2 separate regions of the Homo sapiens genome follow, and region 1 is linked to region 2. A link is an interaction called in ENCODE POLR2A ChIA-PET data of the cell type or tissue named here. Cell type or tissue: PC-9. All regions are shown on one strand.

Evidence for each region. ChIA-PET counts read pairs that join two places held together with the same protein. Peaks named below come from ENCODE experiments on the same cell type or tissue, not always from the same donor. Only the 100,000 strongest peaks of a DNase experiment are listed, where the experiment ranks them.
Region 1: POLR2A ChIA-PET joins it to region 2 with 9 read pairs; 2 of 35 experiments call an interaction of 5 or more read pairs at or near these places.

The regions. Positions count from the first base shown.
Region 1 is chr11:66,787,434-66,792,433 of GRCh38, reverse strand. It overlaps TOP6BL (TOP6B like initiator of meiotic double strand breaks), which reads right to left. Exons shown (of 15, transcript NM_001302084.2): 3 at 4,165-4,274. Among named protein-coding and RNA genes, the nearest start is that of TOP6BL, 45 kb to the right of the region's middle. In PC-9, no CTCF peak of the experiment used is centred here; DNase peaks (open chromatin) are centred at 2,523 and 2,903; H3K27ac peaks cover 924 bases.
Region 2 is chr11:66,554,276-66,559,275 of GRCh38, reverse strand. It overlaps ACTN3 (actinin alpha 3), which reads right to left. Exons shown (of 21, transcript NM_001104.4): 5 at 4,653-4,740; 6 at 4,068-4,146; 7 at 3,909-3,990; 8 at 3,046-3,131; 9 at 2,051-2,143; 10 at 1,347-1,577; 11 at 1,102-1,249; 12 at 1-40. Among named protein-coding and RNA genes, the nearest start is that of ACTN3, 9.9 kb to the right of the region's middle. In PC-9, no CTCF peak of the experiment used is centred here; no DNase peak of the experiment used is centred here.

The DNA.
Region 1 (5,000 bases), 230 kb before region 2:
GGCTACTCAATATATGCATTTACTCACTCATAAAATATTAATGTGGCTTATTATGTACCTGGGCTTATAAAAATAAATAAGACAATCTCAGAATTAGAAGAGTTCACAGTTCAGTAGATGAGACAGACTAATTTATATGACAATGTGAAATTTAGATAAATGAGGTGCTAAAGGAATACAGCAGAAGGACCGACACCTATCCCAGAGTTAGGATAAAGTGACTAATGTCAGGTCAGAGAGGATAATTAATACAACACAACTAACCCCTTAAAAGGGGTTAGAGGACCCTTTTAAGATCTACTCATAGAATTATTAGAGAGAGGAAGCTGGGTGCGGCGGCTCACGCCTGTAATCCCAGCACTTTAGGAAGCCGAGGCAGGCGGATCATGAGGTCAGAAGATCGAGACCATCTGGCTAACACAGCCCATCTCTACTAAAAATATAAAAAATTAGCCAGGCATGGTGGCGAGTGCCTGTAGTCCCAGCTACTCAGGAGGCTGAGGCAGGAGAATGGCATGAACCTGGGAGGCGGAGCTTGCAGTGAGCTGAGATCGCGCCACTACACTCCAGCCTGGGCCACAGAGCAAGACTCCCTCCCAAAAAAAAAAAAAAAAATTATTAGAAAGAGGAAGAGAGAGATGACAAAGCCTTTTACAGTTGGGTGTTGGGTGTTAGAGACCCAGTACCCCAGCCTGACATACCTACAGAAGCAGTGAATTTACTTATTTACTGTTATGAAAAAAATAGATGCTGCCAGCCGTGCACAGCAGAAACTACTATTGAATCATATGGTTTTAGCCTTCACCTTTAAATATGTCTAATTATATGACAGAATATAGAAGTATGTTTTCAAATATGAACTTATACAGTCATGAGCCCTTATATCACTTTCTAGAAGAAAGTCTGTCTCTCTCTCTTGCCCCCTCACCTTAGATACATACACACAGAAGTACAGATGTATAAATATATAGATATGTTTGTGCATATATATGTTTGTATGTATATATGTATAACTCCATTCACTTGATCACTTAGTATTATTACAAAAATAAATATTAAACTGGATAAAGCTGTCAAGAAGATCTTATAAAATCAGATTGCTTTTGAAGGGACATGTTACCCAGCCTAATGAACACCAAGATGTAAGACTAGCTGTGGGCATAAACACAAAACCCAATATCTCTCCTAAATGAAACTTTCCTCAGTCTTCCTTGCAATTGACTTTCCTCGCAGGCCCAAATTAATGGATCATTTATTATAGCTTTTCCATGGAGTCTCTATTAGCCTTTGCTGTGAACCTTGCTACTTAACCTTTCTCCTCAATTGAGGCATCCATGATGAAATCTTTTACAATCTCCCTTTTATCTCTTCTCATTCTCTTCATTCAAATATTGTCTACATAGCTGCACAGTACCAAAAACAATGAGATATAATGGAAGAAATGCATGAGGAAATCCTTGTTCCCTTGAGGCTAATGCCGTTTGACTATACTATTATTTTACTTCTCATCTCCATCACCAGCTGACTGCTGGTCACTAAGCTCACAGTTTTCCTCTGTATGCCAAATGCTGTCATCATCTTGACTGACATCCATATCCAAGCAGATAACTAGCCTAAGCAATAACTTAGTCTCACAGTTCCCTGACCTCTTCAACAATAATGACCTTGACCTCCACTCATTCCCAGCCACCTATTTCCATGGCCACGGCTTGGAACTGTTCCATTCTGAAAATCTTAAATTGAAATGTCCCACTCTATTGTGAAAAGATGTACACCAAGGTGTTAATAACGGCTGCCTTGAAAGGCCAAATTATGTGTATTCTAAATGTTTGTTTTGATCATACTTTGATTTTTCTGAGGGAAACACTACTTTTGCAATAAAGAAATAAGAGAAACTTTATCACTCTGATAACAACTTCCTATTCTTTCAAGTGTCAGAATCTCCTACACCCAGCAAATCTGTTTTTCAGTCTCATCAAGACCTCCAGACTTCAACCTCTTCCCATGGATTAGATGCCCTTCCTCCATGCTAACATAGCATTCAGGGCTCACTTCTATCATCCATCCTGGGAATCACACCGTATTGTAATTACGTGTTTACTTCTTGATCTTTCTATTTATATTCCAGGTTCCTTGGGATCAAGTAACATATCTTTTTTTTTTTTGAGGCAGAGTCTCACTCTATCACCCATGCTGGAGTGCAATGGCGCCATCTCGGCTCACTTCAAGCTCCGCCTCCCGGGTTCACACCATTCTCCTGCCTCAGCCTCCAGAGTAGCTGGGACTACAGGCTGCCACCACACCCGGCTAATTTTTTGTATTTTTTGTAGAGACGGGATTTCACCGTGTTAGCCAGGATGGTCTCAATCTCCGGACCTCATGATCCACCCGCCTCAGCCTCCCAAAGTGCTGGGATTACAGGTGTGAGCCACGGCGCCCAGCCAGGATCAAGTAACATATCTTAAGACACTGTACCTACAGATAGTATCTAGCTCACTGACACTGACTTGAACAAACACACGTCTGGATGAATAAGTAAATATTGAAATAGCCCTGATCTATATGAGTCAGACTTTGGTTCAAGTTCTAATTCTGCCATTTAACTGTTGTATGACACTGGGAGAGTCAGTCAAGTTCTCTGAATCTCAACTTTCTGGTCTGTAAAATGGGGTGATAATCCTCATCCTACCCACTTCATAGACTTGTCAGGATGCTTACATAATATATATAAATGTTATGTATACAACTTACTGCTTGTTCAGGCTGACTGAAACACAGAACCTCATTTCCTAGAATTGCCCTTCTTGGTTCACTGGAATCACCTTTTTATTGCTACTTGACATGAATAGTTTCAGAGCTGACTAACCATTAATTGCTCCAGATTGTTTACCCTCCATTCTCCTAAAGAAGATAAGGCACAGCCAGGGATATCTGTTGTCCTGATACCATACCCATTCCTTTCAGAATGAGCATATAATTATTCAAACATGGAGAAAGGCTGCCCAAGGGCTTCCTGGGAGAATGTTTAAAGCACTCTAATTCGTTATGTCTCCACCAACTCTAAGGAAGGAAAATAGGAGATGAGAGACCTGTTAAAGGGAATGGAGAATGAATTATCACCCTCATAAATCTGGACTACAAATAAGTCGATAAAGAGATCTCTAAACCAAACTAATAAAAATGTATCCAGGTAGGATCTGCACTGGGAGTCACTTTTAATTTTCTTTATTAGGAGATCCAAATTCAAATAAGGGCTTGTTTCAGTGGTTCTCAAATTCATCTGCATATTAGGAATCACCTGGGATCTAAAAAATGTTCCAAAGCCTATGCCATACCTATTACGGACTGAGTGTGTCCCTCAAAATCCATATGCTGAAGTTCTAAGCCCCAAAGTGACTGTGTTTGGAGGCAGGGCCCTCAGGAGGTTATTAAGATTAAATGAGGTCACAAGGGTAGGGCACTGACCCCAGGTCTTAATAGGACTGGTGTCCTTATAAAAAGATACACCAGAGCCAGGTGCCAGTAGTTCCCACCTGTAGTCCCAGCTACCAGCTACTCGGCAGGCTGAGGCAGGAAGATCACTTAAGCTCAGGAGTTCAAGTCTGTAGTGTGCTATGACTGCACCTGTGAATAGCCACTGCACTCCAGACTGTGCGACATAGCAAGACCACATCTCTACCAAAAAAATTTTCAATAAAAATAAAGAGACATTAGAGATCTCTTTCTTTTCATCCACATGCAGAAAAAAAGCCATGTAAGGACACAGTGACAAGGCAGTAGTCTACAAGCCAGGAAGAGAGGCCTCACCAAAGCCAGCCCTGACAGCACCTTGATCTTGGACGTCTAGCCTCCAGAACTGTGAGAAAATAAATCTCTATTGCTTAAGCCATCTAGTCTGTGGTATTTTGTTATGGCAGCCCAAGAAGACTAATAATTACAACACCCAGACCAATTAAATCACAATCACTCAGAGTGGGACACAGACGACAGTATTTTGGGAGCTCCTAGGTGATCTAATGTCTGCACAGGCAAGTTTGGGAACCATTGCCTTATTTCATTCCAGCTTGGAACTTTGATGGACCTAGGCTTTTCTTTCTTGTTATTAGATTGCAGAAAAATAAGAATAAAATCATTAGTAATTTATAAGACCACAACAAAACCTGCCTCAAAAATCATCTGGAAGGGTGTTACCCCTGTCATATCCTGAGAATAGCTGCCTTCCTCTGAAGTCCAAGTCAGCTTTGCAGAGATTCCGGGCAGTATGGACTGTATTTCTGTGTGAGAAGAAATGGCAACAAAGTCAAACAAGCAGTTTGGATAAGAACCAGGATTTCTGGATTTGTTTATTAAACTGGTGAGCCAAGAAGGCTTTTCCCTGATGAAAAGATTATCTACAAGATTTAAAATATGACTGGAAATGGCTATGCATCAGCAAATTGCTTGAACATTTAGAATTACTTTATGGGATTAGGACATTTAACCTCATCTTTTCAATTTTTTACATTTGCTAAATCAATTTTTATTTTCTGTTAATTTCCACAAGGTCATGTTTAATGCCAGATAGCTTCAGAACTGATAGTTCTGATATTCTTGTATTTTTTAATAAATCAACTCATTATGTAATAAACACAAGTCTAGTACATGAACTAATTTAGAGCTGAAGGCTGAAAAATTCAAGAATGACTCTCAGGCATGTACCTTTTTTTTTTTTTTTGAGTCGGAGTCTTACTCTGTCACCCAGGCTGGAGTGCAATGGCGCTATCTCGGCTCGCTGCAACATCCGCCTCCTGGGTTCAAGTGATGCTTATGCCTCAGCCACCCAAGTAGCTGGGATTAGAGGCATGCACCACCATGCCCCGCTAGGCTTTTTTTTTTTTTTTTTGTATTTTTAATAGAGATGGGGTTTCATCACGTTGGCCAGGCTGGTCTCGAACTCCCGATCTTAGGTGATCCGCCTGCCTCAGCCTCCCAAAGTGCTGGGATTACAGACATGAGCCACC
Region 2 (5,000 bases):
GCCGAATCGTAGTCGCGCTGGCTCAGCATCTCCTCCTTTCCTGCTCAAAGAGATGCCGGCTCCGGTCACCCAGTGGCGGCAGGGGCAGGGGTGCGCGGCGGGCTGCGTGACCATGAAGCCTCATCTGCTAAGGTGGCGATCGCACCGGCCTAGCTCGTCCTAGGGATTTGCTCTGCGGCGTCGGTGTAATAACGTAGGTGAAAGTCCTCTTCCGTGGCGTGATCCGCAAATGACATCAGCGTCCCCTGAGCGAGCTACGTCCAGGGGGCCCTTGGTACAGTTTTAGCATAATTTGACCTTAAAATAGCTCTCAACGATTCTGTAACCCCCATGAGCCCCTGACCCGGCCTCCTTTGTTCACTACAGAAATCCTCGACAGAACAATGAATGGATGTTTCTATCCAGAGTAATATATTTGACTCGTGCAATATTTTAGCGTCAGTATACTTTGAGTATGACATAAGTGATGTTAGGGTGAGGAATGGACTCACCTTTGAACACCTGACACATATAAAATAAAATGCTAAATTGAATTAATCAGAGCAGATCTACAGAAGACCAGAGCAGGGCTGGGGGGTGAGGGGGAAGGCTGAGTTTATAGAAAACAGGCGGGTGTGCGGTGGCTCATTCCTGTAATCCCAGCACTTTGGGAGGCTGAGGTGGGTGGATCACTCGAGTCCAGGAGTTTGAGACCAGCCTGGGCAACAAAGTGAGAACCCATCTCTACAAAAAGTACAAAAAGTTACTGGGCGTGGTGGTGCACGCCTGTGGTCCCAGCTACTTGGGTGGCTGAGGCAGGAGGATCGCTTGAGCCTGGGAGGCAGAGATTGTAGTGAGCCGAGATTGTACTAGCCTGGGCAATAGAGCAAGACTCTGTCTCAAAAAACAAAACAAACTGTGGTCCACAGAGGGGCAGTGGCCAAAAGAGAGGCCTAGGTTGCACCACAGCAAGTCAGGGTGGGACTAGAAATCCAGTCTCTGGCTTTCCTGCAGAGCACCTACCCTTGTCCTGTGCATTTTGCCAAGAACCTCCCCTCCTGCCCCTGCACACCAATCTCCACCCCAAGAGACAGTCCAGCCCCATGAGGTAGGTCTACCTACCCCGGGTCCAGGCTTCGTGCAGGGAGGCCTTCTGCCGGAACTTCTCAGCCAGGTGCTGGAGTCGCTGCAGGCGCCGGATCTCCGAGAGCAGCCAGTCCTCATAGCCCTTTTCCACCTGCTCCAGCCCCCGCCAGGCGTTGGCGATGTCCTGTGGAGCAGGCAGGGGTGCGCTCCATCACGGTTTGCCCATTGTACAGATGGGATACGGACCTCAAGGTCACCTAGGGAATGTGTGTAGAGCTCACCGAGACCAGCTTGCCCTCGGAGGGCATGAAGGCAGGCCGGTGGCTGAGCCGCAACTTGGTCTGCAGTGTGTTGAAGTTGATCTCCAGCTGGCACTTTTCCTGAATGCGGGGCGGCTTGTGCAGACGCCGGTAGTCCCGAAAGTCCTCTAGTTTGCGCTGCATGGCACTCATGCTGGGCTCACCCACACGGTTCTCCAGCCATGGGACAGTGCGGCGGATCCACTCCAGCAGCTGACAGGGCCAGGCAGGGGCAAGGCAGACAGCTCTGCGCTGACCTGCCCAGCTCACCCACCCCTCTCCACCCACACCCAGGCTGTGGCCAGAGTGTAGGTGGGGGTGACTTTGACAACTACGAAAGCAGGATGGGGTAGTCCCCACAAGTCAGAGAAGAAGTGGGATGGTTGATTTCTGAGTCCAGGGGCTAGTATAGGTTGGCACAGAGCAGAGGGCCATGTGACTACTTAAATACAAGTGAATGGATCGATGCAGAAGTAAATGGATGAATGATGAGTGAATCAATGACTGACAGGAGCATGGGTTGGCAGAAGGGCAGGTGATGGGTGGGGATGGACAGGAGGAGGCTGGGAGGAAGCCAGGGCTACTCTGAGCAGAGGGAGGCTCTGCAGGCCCACGCTTGGGGTTAGCAGGGTTGGGAGAGCCAGTAGGGCTGGGGTGGGGAGAGCACGGTGGGAGCCCAGCCTCACCTCACTGGCAAGCTTCTCATACTCCTCCATCAGCTTCTCGTTTTCCTGGTTCACTGCCAGCACCTTGCAGATCCTGTTGGCAGCTGTCTCTGCCTGTGGGGGGAGTGGGCAGAAGGCTGGCATTAAAGCAAATTGCTTCTGTAAAGCCCTTAAAACCCAGAGCCCCGCCGAGCGCGGTGGCTCACGCCTGTAATCCCAGCAGTTTGGGAGGCCGAGGCGGGCGGATCACGAGGTCAGGAGATCGAAACCATCCTAGCTAACACGGTGAAACCCCGTCTCTACTAAAAATACAAAAAAATTGGCCGGGCGTGGTGGTGGGCGCCTGTAGTCTCAGCTACCTGGGAGGCTGAGGCAGGAGAATGGCGTGAGCCTGGCAGGCAGAGCTGGCAGTGAGCCGAGACCGCCCCACTGCACTCCAGCCTGGGCGACAGAGCAAGACTCCGTCTCAAAAAACAAAACAAAACACAAACAAACAAAAACAGAGCCCCCAGCTGGGCGTGGTGGCTCATGCCTGTAATCCCAACAGTTTGGGAGGCTGAGGTGGGTGAGTTACTTGAGTCCAGGAGTTCGAGACCAGCCTGGGCAACATGATGAAACACTATCTCTACAAAAAATACAAAAATTAGTCAGGTGTGGTAGCACGTGCCTGTAGTCCCAGCTACTGGGGAGGCTGAGGCAGGAGGCTGAGGTCAAGGCAGCAATGAGCCGTGATCACGCCACTTCACTCCAGCCTGGATGACAGAGTGAGACTCTGTCTCAAAAAACAAACAAAGAATGGAGTCCCTGCAAATTGGGAAAGGGATTGGGGGAGCACGGCTCTTAGGTAGGGAGTGAGTTTCCAAACCAGGGTCCTCTGCTCCTGCTGAAGACTGAGTGTGTGCAGCTGGCACAGTGGCACTCCAACCTCCGTGGTCTGGCGCCTCCAATGTTGGACTACAGCCAAGGTTGGGCCCTTGGGTCCACAAGCCCAGGCAGCAGCAGTTGGGCCGCCTTACCTGCTCAGCCCCGGCAAAGGCATGGTAGAAGCAGGACACATAGGTCATGATGGCCTTCTCATCCGGCTTTGGGGTGTTCACAATGTCTAGGGGAGGACAGCACGGTGTCTACTGGCCAAAGCCAGGGGTCCCTCCCCAGGCAGAGAACTCTCTCTGGGTGGGAGGGCTGGAAGCATCCAGTCATGGCCACCAGCAGCCAGCCACCCAAGCCCAGTGTCTTCTCTTCCTTGAAGCCCTCTCTCCTTACCCCAGGGCTCAGCAACTTCCCCATCTCCCCACCTTGGGGTGAGCAAAGTGTGAGGGACTGGGTGGGTGAGTGTGAGTGGGCAGCCACTGTGGCCCTCGTGAGGGACTGGTCCACGCTGTCTCATGCCTTGAACTATCCTATACCTCCCTCGGTCTGTGTGTCTTTCCCCCAAGTCCACAAGCTCCTCAGGGCAAGAAAAAGTTCTTCTCCAGCAGTGCCCACACAGCCTGGGCATCATGCATAGTAGATGCTCAGAAAGTGTTTGCTGCTTCAGTTGACTATTGCCTTGCCTAGGCATGGGGACCACAGGCAGGACGTGCCCCAGGGGAGCTGCCAGTCTTGGGGGACCAACATCCCAGGTAACCCAGGTAACTGGGATGTGAGGCAGAAGGTAGGGCCATTACATAGGGGAGAGGTGGCAGAGGATGGTCCTCTTTGGGGGATGGGGCATGGGACAAGATAGAGGACTCCTGGAGAAGGGGGACTGTGACCAGGGAGTGGGGTGGGGGTGGTCGGAGCATCCCAGGAGGAGGAAAGGGCCGTGCAAAGGTGTGGAGGTTGTACCAGGCCCAGTGTGGAGAATGTGGGGTCTTCCCCTGGGCTAGCTCACTCTCACCTTCTGCATCCAACATCTTGGGGATGTCCAGGTATTTCTCTGCCACCTCAAAGGCAGTGTTCAGGTTTCCGATGGGGTCATCCTAGAAGGGTGTAAGGGAGGAGGGTGAAAGGTCAGCTGCAGGCAGAGGCCTTGGGCTGGGGTGGTGGGGGCCTCTACCTTTCGCAGTTTGGCGTAGTCGATGAGGTCAGGGCGGTGTCGGTGGATGAGGGCACAGAGGGCCAGGCCATCCTTCCAGCTGGACAGAGAGAAGAGGGGGGTCAGGCCTGGGTTCAAGCTGGGGCCCCGTTCTCCCCTCGGCCCAGGAGCACCCCCCAGAAGGACAGCCTCATCTGTAAAATGGAGTAAAGTACAAATCCCTTAGCTTGGCGTTTGAGGCCCTTCATGACCAGATCTGGACCATCTCCTGCTAGCTCATCACGATTCCGTCACACACTCATGCTTAGGCCCGACCAGTTTCTAAATATTTTTGGCCTCCAGCTTCCCTCTGGCTGGAATGGCCTTCCAGGGAAGTCTCAAACACTCCCTCCTCCAGGAGTTACTGGAACCCTCCTGGATTCAATTCCATTCCACTCAACAGTTACTGAGCCCTCTTTTCAGACACTGTTCCAGGAACTGTGACCTTTCCTTCCCTGTGGCTTGTGACAGAGACCAGCTCAGTGCCCTTCACTGACCAGGGAGGGCTCCTCTCTATGCCCAGTACCCCACAGAGGCCCAGACACATTTGGTAACCACCTGACAGACCTGGTGTGGAAGTTCTGCACGTTGACGTTGCGGTACGGTGCTGTCTTCCTCTGGCACCACAGAAGCAAGCCTTCCTTGGCTGAGGTTTCTGGGTCGGGGGGAGGTGGGAGGATTCATTGGGAAGGGGTCCAGGTCAGCCCTCTCACACTTCTTTTTTTTTTTTTTTTGAGACAGGGTCTTGCTATGTCATCCAACTGGAGTGCAGTGACACGATCATGGCTCACCGCAGCCTCAACCTCCCAGGCTCAAGCGATCCTCCTACCTCAGCCTCCCTAGTATCTGGGACTATAGGCACATGCCACCATGGCCAGCTTTTTTTTTTTTTTTTTTTTTGGTATTTTTTGTAGA